2 separate regions of the Homo sapiens genome follow, and region 1 is linked to region 2. Evidence: read pairs that join two places in POLR2A ChIA-PET (ENCODE). Cell type or tissue: HepG2. All regions are shown on one strand. Links, peaks and the distances in the headings refer to the core of each region. The heading gives the core; the rest is flanking DNA.

Region 1 (5,363 bases), core at 110-5,109, 82 kb before region 2:
GCCTGGAGCTGAGAGGCATTGAGTTCTTCCTCCTAGTCCAGGAAAGAGGGCTTGTGAGGCCATTTACTCATCCAGCTGCTCTGGGCCAAGCCCTGTGCTAGGGACACGGCAGGGGCTGACAGAGCCTCAGAGCCCTAGCTCCAGGAGTGGGGGAGACAGACCTGTCCCCACAGGGCCAGGGCTGTGACGGGGGAAGCACTGGGCTGTGGTTGCTGGTGGGGGGCCAGCAGACCGGCCTGGGGCAGGGGGGTGGTCAGGGAGAGCTTCCAGGGCTGGGCACCTTAGATGAGACCTGAGCCTGGCTGGAGGTGTCAGGAGGGAGAGGGTGGTCCTGGGAGAGGGTATGGACTGAGCCCAAGGCCCTGAGGCAGGGAGGAGCTGTGAGCATTTCAAGAAAAGGTCAGGAGATTTAAGCCCGGAGGGAGGAAAAAGCAAGCAAAATGAGACACCTGAGATGCTGGGGTGGGGGAAGGGGGGTCCCCAAGGGGAGGCCGCAGCGGGATACCCCCTCAGTCCAATCCCCCTCCTCACCTCTCCAGCCAGCTCCTGAAACAGCTGCTCCAACCCCAGCTCCAGGGGCAGGTAGGGGCCCTGCCGCATGGCGGAAGTTTAGCGCTGGCCAAGATCCCCGCCCCATGCCGCCCCTCCAGGAACAGTCCCCACCTGGAGAGACTGCAGGTCTGCGCTGATCACGTCGTCGATCTCCCTGCAAATTACAGATGGGAAGTGGGGAGGGGGCTGTTTGCCCCAGCTGGGGCTGTGTGGGACGGGGTCTCAGGTGAGGAATCGCGTGGGGTCTAGGTAGGGACCGTGGAGCCCTGGGCTCATCCTCGCGGGGCGGGGGTTCTGGGGGCGGGGCGGGGGTTCTGGGGGCGGGGCGGGGGTTCTGGGGGCGGGGCGGGGGTTCTGGGGGCGGGGCGGGGGTTCTGGGGGCGGGGCGGGGCGGGGGTTCTGGGGGCGGGGCGGGGCGGGGGTTCTGGGGGCGGGGCGGGGGTTCTGGGGGCGGGGCGGGGCGGGGCGGTGGTTCTGCGGGCGGGGCGGGGCGGGGCGGGGCGGGGCGGGGGTTCTGGGGGCGGGGCGGGGCGGGGCGGGGGTTCTGGGGGCGGGGCGGGGCGGGGGTTCTGGGGGCGGGGCGGGGCGGGGCAGGGGTTCTGGGGGCGGGGCAGGTCAGGTCTCGGGGGTCTCGGGGGTCTCGGGGGTCTCGGGGGTCTCGGGGGTCTCGGGGCCTGTCTAGGCAGGGATGGGGTCGGATTTGGGTGCCCGGGGCTCACACGGCCGTGTGGCGGCGCTCGGAGAAGACACGCAGAGTGAAGTCAGCCTCGTCGCCGGCGTGGGCGGTGCTCGGCACCACCAGGTAGTGGCCTGGACGCAGGCAGCAGCGGCGGGTCACGTCGCGGCGGGCGCTGAGGGGCGAGCGGTCGGCGCGCAGCAGCCGGGGCAGGAGCGCATGGCTGCGCGGGGAATCCCAGAGGCCCAGCAGCTGGGGACGGGGCGGCATGACCACGGACCAGGCTCACCCCCGGCCCTTCATCCCCGCACCCTCCAGCGCGCCCCGTCCACCCTGCCTAACCCCTGTCCACGCCTCCCCTGCCCCCGGACCCGGCTCTGCCCCCCCACCCCCAGGGCAGTTTGACCAAGCCCCAGGGCAGGTTGACCAAGCCCCAGGGCAGGTTGACCAAGCCCCAGGGCCGGTTGACCCCATCCCAGACTCACCTCCTCTGGAATCTGAAAGAAGCAAGAGCAAGGGGCGTCGGGGCAGGGGAGAGGTGGCCGCCGCTCAGGGTCTCCTCCCTGCCCCTTCTCACCTCTGTGCTCTCTCCCTCCTTCTTCGTCCTATTAGACCCTTATTGAACCTTTGCCCCGCAGTCCCCGACCCAGGCCCTCGCCGACCCCTCCCCAACTCTTCCTTCCCCATCTGCGCTCCCAGCGCCTTCTCTGTATCCTTGGTCCCCTCTGGCCCTTCTAACCCCCAGCCTCTCTCTGTCCCTAACCTCGTCCCTCTGTCTGTCCCTGAGCCCCTCCCTCTCATTCCCTTAGCTCCCTCTCCCCTCTGAGACCTGGCCCCCCAGCCCTACTAGCCCCCTACTCCCCTCCCAGCGCCGCCCCCTCTTGGCCCTGCTCCTCCACTCCTCCCCTCCTCCCCGATCCTCTTCAGTCCCACCCCTCCACCACTCCCCCTCTTCCCCCTTGGCCCCGCCCTCCACACCTCCCCTCTTCCCACTGGCCCCGCCCCTCCATGCCTCCCCCGCTCCTTGGCCCGGCCCCGCCCCTCCACCCTCCGGGTTCCCTCCAGCCTCAGCTTTGCCCAGGACCTCACCTGGAACACGTGGAAGCCAACGGTGAGGTAAGTGAGGCCCTTGGCTCTCAGGCGCCGCCGGTTGCGCTGGATGAGGGACAGAAGGACCGTGCACTTGGGCGTGCGGCCCCCCCGCGCTGGGCCCCGTGCCCCTGCAGCCCCCCAGCCCCCCCAGGGCCCTTCCTCATCCTCGTCATCCTCCTCATCAGGCTCCAGCAGCGTTAAACGGAACTGAGGATTGGTCCAGAAGGTTTCTAAGGGAGGAGGAAAAAAGGGGGTTTCCTAGCCGGCCACAGCGCCCCCCACCCCAGGAAGCCTCTCAGGGCCCCTCAGGCCTCACCAGCATTAGGCTGGCTCCCGCCGGAGTTGAAGCCACGCACCCAGCGGCCTTGGAAGGTGTGGACGTGCCAGCCGCCCCCCTCCGGGCTGGGGCCCAGCACCTCCGGGCTCAGCGAGCAGATCTGCACGGTGTCGAAATGGAGGAGGAAGTCCCGCAGCTCCATCCTGCACGGTGGCCCAGTCAGACCCTGCCCGGCCCCACCTCGAGGGGGTCCCAAGATCCCGGAAATGACTCCCAGATCCCAAAGCCCCTCACATTTCTTAAATATTGTCAAATACCCTTCAGGCTCCAGAAATGAACCCCAAATGCCTGGGCCTCTAGCTCTGCCAAATTCCTCCAAGTCCTCAGACATGCCCCACAAATCGCCAAGATTCACAAGCTGCCCCCAAATATCGTTAAATTGCCACCAACCCCCAAATAGCAAGACCCTCAGACTCTAAATTACCAACAAGTACCCTTCAGCCCCTCAACATTGCCAAATCTCAAGAAATGCCCCAAATATCACCAAGCCTTCCTCCATTGCCCTAAATACTGCCCATCCCTTTCAATCCTCCACAGATAACTAGGCCTTCAAATTCCCCTCATATTACTACTTTTTTAAACCCACTCCAATCAGAGGTTCTCTAATATTACTACCAATTCTTCCTTGATTTCCCAAAATAGAACCTGGCCCCAAAATTACCACCGATGTACACAGTTTCTCCCTATTAGGACCCATCCTTCAACTGGGGCTCGCCCTCCCTGAACCCCTTGGCAGAGACCCTCCCAGAGGCAGAGCTGGGACCCTGACGAACTGACCAGAACTCGCCATCCTCCTTTTTCACCAGCAGGGCATCGCGGCACTCGGTGGGGAGTGTGTCCCAGCGTGGGCAGCTGGAGAGACTGTGGTGTGAGGGGCGGGCAGGTGGGGTCCAGCCCCACACCCACCCCAGACCCATCCCACCTGTCGCTCCAGGCCCCCGTCCACTCCACGCAGCCCCATGGGTTCCGCAGCCGCAGCAGCCGCACCTTGGTGAAGCCCAGGAACACCTGGGGCAGCATCGTCAGTGGGGGTGATGCCTGGACATGGCCTGCCACCCCACCCATGGGGGACACTTACCTTGTGTGTGCCCGTGATGGAATACGCGTGTCCCTTTACCAGGCCCTCTTCTGTGCGGTACTCACCCCGATCACTCTGGGCAGGGGATGGGATGGTGAGGCCAAGGTAGGGGACAGGAGGGCAGCTGCTCCTCCCTGCCCCCAACCTCCTGCCACCAAGGCAGGAGCCAACCAGAGCACTGAACTGAATGGCACGCAGCTCAGAGACCATGTCAGGGTTAGTGACTGAAGGCGAAAGAGAAAAGGAGAGGAAGGGAGATGGAAACGAGACAAAAGGAGATGGAGGTACGGGCTCACGCCTGTAATCCCAGCACTTAGGGAGGTCGAGGTGGAAGGACTACTTGAGGCCAGGAGTCCAAGACCAGCCTGGGCAACATAGCAAGACCCCAAGTCTACAAAAATTTTAAAAATTCAACAGGCGTGGTGGTGCACACCAGTGGTCCCAGCTACTCTGGAGGCTGAGGCAGGAGGATCCCTTGAGCCCAGAGGTCAAGGCTATAGTGAGCTATGATGACACTACTGCACTCTGGCCTGGGTGACAGAGTGAGATGAGACCCTGCCTCCAAAAACAAAAACAAACAAAATAGATGGAAAGAGGCCTGTTGTGGTGGCTCACACCTGTAATCCCAGCACTTTGGGAGGCCGAGGCGGGCAGATCACAAGGTCAGGAGATTGAGACCATCCTGGCTAACACAGTGAAACCCCATCTCTACTAAAAATACAAAAAACTAGCTGGGCATGGTGGCGGGCGCCTGTAGTCCCAGCTACTCGGGAGGCAAAGCAGGAGAATTGCTTGAACTTGGGTGACAGAGGTTACAGTGAGCCAAGGTCGTGCCACTGCACTCCAGCCTGGGTGACAGAGCAAGATTCCGTCTCAAAAAAAAAAAAAAAAAAAAAAAAGATGGAAAGAGTAGAGAGACAGAGACAGAGACAAAGAAAGATACAGAAGAGAGAAACAGACACAAAAGAAAAAGAGAAGCAGTAACTCAGAGGATTTAAGTAAATGAATGAGTGAAGGAGTTAGACCAACTCAGTGAATGAATGAGTGTGTCATGGGGTCACAGATGAACACATGACCCAAGCTAAGCCCACGAGAATCAATCCTGGGACTTTTACTGAAATTCTCAGAAAGAGGCACTTTTTTTTTTTTTTTTTAAATAAACCCTAGGGTGGTAGGAGATACCTGCAGCTATGGGGGATCCTTTTATGCCCATGAGGGGAGAGCCTGGCTGAGAGTGACACTAACACAGAATGAGAAATAAACATAGTTGCAACACCCTCAGCATCTGGATCCAGCTGTGCCTGAAGCCCCTGATTCATGAGAGCAAATGAATTTATTTTTGACTAGTTAGATTTATGAGCGAGCCTAAGCCAGTAACGGAAGCAGAGAACAGAGGAAGCACTCCGCCCACCCCACCACACCCCTGACTGTGCTCTGGTCCTGGTGGGGGTTCCGCATGCGAGTCCAGGTCTCTTACCAGGGCAGTGGCGCCCACGAGGGACTCCTTGGCCAGGGCATGGCGCAGGGCAGAGAACAGCCCCATGCTGTTTTGTCTCAGATAGAGCACCTCGCCCACGCCGCCTGTGAAATCCACAAAAGCCTCATTCATGTGGCCGCCCCGCATCACC
Region 2 (5,363 bases), core at 275-5,274:
CTGGTTCCCGATGACCTTGGGCAGGCGCTGCAGTGTTCCTACATCGGCAGCCAAACCCACGTCCACCTCCTGGGGGAGGAATCGGGTCAGTGTTTGGTTTCTGCCCAATACTGTGCCCCTCGCAATGTCAACGTCCATGAAATTTCATGTCTACTGGAGAGTCCCGCCCCACCTTCACCCCAGTGACTTCCTCCAAAGTCCCATTCCATTGCCCAGGCAGCTTCTTGACTCAGGCAAGTTCCTTCAACCTAGAATAGAGCCCACCTTCCCACTCATGCACCCTCCCATTCCCTCAGGGCAGCTCCATCTGTGAGAGAGGAACCCTCCTCACCCTACCTGAGACCCCTTTACTGCATCCCCCGGCTCCATCCTGCCTCCCACCCTCACCAGTATGGCCCCAGGAGCAATCTCTGCCTCTGACACCTGCCAGCCTCAACCCCACCTCATACCTTACCCACTCACAACTTCACCTCTTGACTTCCTCTATGGGCAAGTCTTACTTTGTCGGGTTCAACTCCGACTCTTCCATGAAGCCCTCGAGGCTCACTCCAGGCCCCCCAACCTCACCCCACTGCCCAGCTCTAAGCAGGAGCTCGGGAGGATGACTCACCTTCACCTGGAAGAAAGCATCCTGGGCACAGTACCGGATGTCACAGGCGGTGACAAGGTCCACACCTAGGAGGTAGAGGCCAGGGATGCTGAATGACCACCAGAACCAACCCTGGCTCCCGGGAGGTGGGGCTGCCTCTTGGGACACAGTCTGGCCCATGACAGAGCTGAGGCTGGATGCCAGTGGCCGCGGCATCGGAGCAGCAGCCCCACCTGGGGAGCACCCGAGCAGGAGGATAGCCGCAGACTCACCTCCGCCAATGCAGCCCCCATGGACGGCAGCAATCACGGGCTTGGGGCACTGAGAGGGAACAGGAAGAGTGGGGTCAGGGCTGGCCCAGGGGAGGCGCGTATGGAGAAAGATCCCCTCCAGACCCCTAGAGTCACCCTCTCGATGACGTTGAAGGTCTCCTGGTATCGAGTGATGATGTCACGGAGGTACCAGCTGATCCGGGCCACATCATCTCCTTTGGGCTGCAGGATGTCCGAAGCCATGTCCATCAGGTCAATACCTGGTGAGAAGGCATGATGGAGCTCATCCAGGCTCCCAGGCCCCACCCATTGACTCAACCAGGGATCAGAACCCAGGCACAGCAGGTTCGAACCCCCAAACCACCAAGGCGGAAAAAAAACAACTCACACAGGACTTGGTGAGGGATTGATTGCATGTTGGGTGGGAAGGAAATAAAAGCTAATATTTGTGGAGTCATTACTCACAGAATCCTCACAGCAACCGTACCAGCTAGGTCCTATTACTATTTGTGTTACCAATGGGTAAACTAAGGCACAGAGAGGTTAAGCACTTGCCCAAGGGGGTCACACTGGCTGGTGAGTAGTGAGTAATGAACTATTTAAATTAACTCATTAATGTTTTTAGAGACAGGGTCTCACTCTGTTATACCAGCTAGAGTGCAGTGGCACGATCATGGCTCACTGCAGCCTCGAACTCCCAGGTTCAAGCAATCCTCCCACCTCAGCCTCCTGAGTGGCTGGGACTGTGCCGAGGCTGCTCTTGAACTCCTGGGCTCAAGCGATCCTCCCACCTTGGCATCCCAAAGCACTGGGATTACACGTGTGAGCCACCATGCCGCATCAGAAGTAGGATTTTAAAATCTGGAACCATGCAGCTGGCTCCAGAGGCCATGCTTTTCCCCAAGATGCCAGACAGCCTGGGACTCAAGGTCTGCAGCGTGAGCAATGCAGTCAATGGTGGTGATGTTTCCTGAGATGAGAAACATCTCACGATGCAGCAATTTCTGTGGCTCCAACTTCAAGATGATCCTGAATCTGACCTTTCCTGCATCAGTTGTTCTCCATGAGCCCACCCTGCTCTCCCTGTTTCCACCTGTGTCCCCAGTCTATTCCCTACAGGCAGCCAGGGGAAGCCAGTGGACACCTTCTTGGGTCAGATCCTCTTTTTTTTTATTTTATTTTTTTTATTTCAGACAGAGTCTCGCTCTTGTCGCCCAGGCTGGAGTGCAGTGGCAGGATCTCGGCTCAATGCAACCTCCGCCTCCCGGTTCAAGTGATTCTCCTACCTCAGCCTCCCAAGTAGCTGGGATTACAGGCGCCCACCACCATGCCCGGCTAATTTTTGTATTTTTAGTAGAGACGGGGTTTTGCCATGTTGGCCAGGCTAGTCTCAAACTCCTGACCTTGTGATCCACCCACCTCGGCCTCCCAAAGTGCTGGGATTACAGGCGTGAGCCACCGTGCCCGGCCCAGACCCTCTTTTTCCCACCTGTGGCTCTTAGAACAAAATGGAACGTCCTTGTCATGACTACCCTGCATGAACACTGTTCCCAACCTGTTACTTTGGGCACACTGGCCTCCAACTCTGTGTGTGTGTGTGTGTGTGTGTGTGTGTGTGCACTGTTCCCAACCTGTTACTTTGGGCACACTGGTCTCCAACTCTGTGTGTGTGTGTGTGTGTGTGTGTGTGTGTGCGGGCACGTGCATTTGAGCCCAGGAGTTGGAGGCTGCGGTCAGCTATGATCGCACCACTGCACTCCAGCCTGGGCGACAGAGCAAGACCCTGGCTCAAAAATAAAAAATAAAAAGAAAAGAAAATGGCAGGACAGAGAGGTGAAAAGACAAGTGGAAATAGGATCCAGATCACTGCCTGAGGGCTGTGCAGTGGTACAGAATCTTCTCATTGAGAAGGTGACCTTGAGTAAAGACCCAGAGGAGAGGGAGGGAGCCAAGGACCTTTGGGCTGACAACCATCCCTCCCTCTTCAACAGCCACAGACTGACTCCTTCACTTCCTTCAGCTATAGCTCAAAGGTCACCTCCTAGAGAGGCCCTCCCTGGCCAACCTGGCTCAACGATGGCCCCATCCCCCGCATCCTGACCCCGCCTTACCTCCGGGCTGCACAGCTGCTATCCTATAATTAGGTCCTTATCTGCTTGAGGGTCTGACTCCCTTTCTAGAATGTGAGCTCTGAGAACACAGGAGTTTTTGTCTTTCTGTCCACTGCTGCATCCCCTGGGCCTAGCACAGGGCCTGGCGCACACGAGCTGCTCAATAAATGATCAATACAGACAACAGTCCCTGTCCTCATGGGGAGGCAAACAAATGAATAAAAAAGTATATTTTGGGGCTGGGCGTAGTGGCTCACACCTGCAATCCCAGCACTTTGGAAGGCAGAGGCAGGAGGATGGCTTGAGGCTAAGATTTTGAGAACAGCCTGGGCAACATTGCAAGACCTCTTCTCTACAAACAATGAAAAAATTAGCTGCACATGAGGCTGGGCATGGTCACCTGTAATCCCAGCACTTTCGGAGGCTGAGGTGGGCGGATCGTTTGAGCCCAGGAGTTGCAGGCTGCGGTCAGCTATGATCGCGCCACTGCACTCCAGCCTGGGCGACAGAGCAAGACCCTGGCTCAAAAATAAAAAATAAAAAGAAAAGAAAATGGCAGGACAGAGAGGTGAAAAGACAAGTGGAAATAGGATCCAGATCACAGCCTGAGGCCAAAGTCCCCCTTACTTTTTTTTTTTTTTTTTTTTTTTTTGAGATGTAGTCTCACTCTATCGCCCAGGCTGGCGTGTAGTGGCGCGATCTCGGCTCACTGCAAGCTCCGCCTCCTGGGTTCACGCCATTCTCCTGCCTCAGCCTCCCTAGTAGCTGGGACTACAGGCGCCTGCCACCATGCCCGGCTAATTTTTTACATTTTTAGTAGAGACGGGGTTTCACTGTGTTAGCCAGGATAGTCTCCATTTCCTGACCTCGTGATCCGCCTGCCTCAGCCTCCCAAAGTGCTGGGATTACAGGTGTGAGCCACGGCGCCCGGCAATCCCCCTTACTTTTAACCAGCATGCCAGCTACTCAGATGACAGACATTTAGCAGCTAAGAGCAAGGACTCTATAGCCAGGCAGCATGAGTTCCAAAATCCCAGCTCTGCCACTTACAAGCTGTGATTATTGGGTAAGTTTCTTGCTCTCTGGATCTGTTTCACCTTTAAATGGGGCTTATAGCAGAACCTGTCTTGTGGACTGTGATTAGAATTAATATGTTTAACGTGCTTAGAAAGGGGCGTCACACACCATGAGTGCTACATAATTGTGGCCACCTTTTTCTTTCTCTAATTAGTAGTTCTACTCTATCACTGGGTCACTGCATGACCTGCCGTTTCTTCCTTCTGGCCTTCGGGGTCTTGCTGCTGAAAATAAGATAAGACGGCCACATTCAGCTGGGAGCTGAAAGATGAAGGACCTGGGCCCGGCACAGCCACAAAAAAGCCCCATTTTTCTGTTCTCAGACATGATCTCTATGAGAGCAAGGGGTCAGGAATCGGGGCTGCTTCCCGTTTCCACATCTGCAGCACCCAGGAGGGGGCTCTGGCACTGGACTGTGTCACTGAATGTTTGTCAAATGAATGAACAAATGAACAAGAGGAGGAACAGAGGGAGATGCAGAAAGAAAGCAGGAGGCTGGGTGCGGTGGCTCATGCCTGTGATCCCAGCACTTTGGGAGGCTGAGGCAGGAGGATCGCTTTAGATCAGGGGTTCGAGACCAGCCTGGGCAACATAGCAAGCCCTGCCTCTACAAAAAGTGAAAAAACTTGCTGTGCATGGTGGTGCACACCTGTGGTCCCAGCTACTTGAGGGGCTGAAGTGGGAGGATGAGGGGAGGTGGTAGGGGCTGAGGTGGGAGGGGTTGAGCTCAGGAGGTGGAGGCTGCAGTGAGCTGAGATTGCTCCACTGCATTCCAGCCTGGGTGACAGAGGGAGACCCTGTCTCAAAAATGAAAGAAAGAGAGAGAGAAGGAAGTGAGAGGTGACAGCATGCTGGCAGCCCTTGCTCGCTGGCCTCAGAGCCCACTCTGGCCATGCTTGAGGAGCCCTTCAGCCTGCTGCTGCACTATGGGAGCCCCTCTCTGGGCTGGCCAAGATCGGAGCCGGCTCCCTCTGCTTGCAGGGAGGTGTGGAGGGAGAGGCGCGGGCGGGAACCCAGGCTGCACGCAGTGCTCTCCGGCCAGCGCAAGTTCCGGGTGGGTGTGAGCTCGGCGACCCCGCACTCGGAGTGGTGGGCCGGCGCCACCTGCCCTGAGCAGTGAGGGGCTTAGCACCTGGGCCAGCAGCTGCGGAGGGTACACCGGGTCCCCCAGCAGTGCCGGCCCGCTGGTGCTGCACTCGAATACTTGCCGGGCCTCAGCTGCCTCCCTGTGGGGCAGGGCTTGGGACCTGCAGCCTGCCATGCCCGAGCCTCCCCCCGCCGCCGTGGGCTCCTGCACAGCCCGAGCCTCCCCGA

What was found. ChIA-PET counts read pairs that join two places held together with the same protein. Peaks named below come from ENCODE experiments on the same cell type or tissue, not always from the same donor. Only the 100,000 strongest peaks of a DNase experiment are listed, where the experiment ranks them.
Region 1: POLR2A ChIA-PET joins it to region 2 with 8 read pairs; 7 of 35 experiments call an interaction of 5 or more read pairs at or near these places.

The regions. Positions count from the first base shown.
Region 1 is chr19:38,734,839-38,740,201 of GRCh38, forward strand. CAPN12 (calpain 12) reads right to left here. Exons shown (of 21, transcript NM_144691.4): 5 at 5,213-5,363; 6 at 3,736-3,810; 7 at 3,580-3,665; 8 at 3,435-3,509; 9 at 2,637-2,800; 10 at 2,318-2,550; 11 at 1,714-1,725; 12 at 1,272-1,480; 13 at 664-706; 14 at 532-591; 15 at 1-32. LOC124904711 (a long non-coding RNA gene) reads left to right here and starts at 1,389. Exons shown (of 2, transcript XR_007067251.1): 1 at 1,389-2,344; 2 at 2,506-5,016. RefSeq lists silencers at 1,419-1,568, 2,316-2,365 and an enhancer at 2,786-2,845. In HepG2, for the core only: no CTCF peak of the experiment used is centred there; no DNase peak of the experiment used is centred there; H3K4me3 peaks cover 825 bases.
Region 2 is chr19:38,816,455-38,821,817 of GRCh38, forward strand. ECH1 (enoyl-CoA hydratase 1) reads right to left here. Exons shown (of 10, transcript NM_001398.3): 4 at 997-1,121; 5 at 862-910; 6 at 611-675; 7 at 1-69. Among named protein-coding and RNA genes, the nearest start is that of LGALS4, 6.2 kb to the left of the region's middle. In HepG2, for the core only: no CTCF peak of the experiment used is centred there; a DNase peak (open chromatin) is centred at 2,947.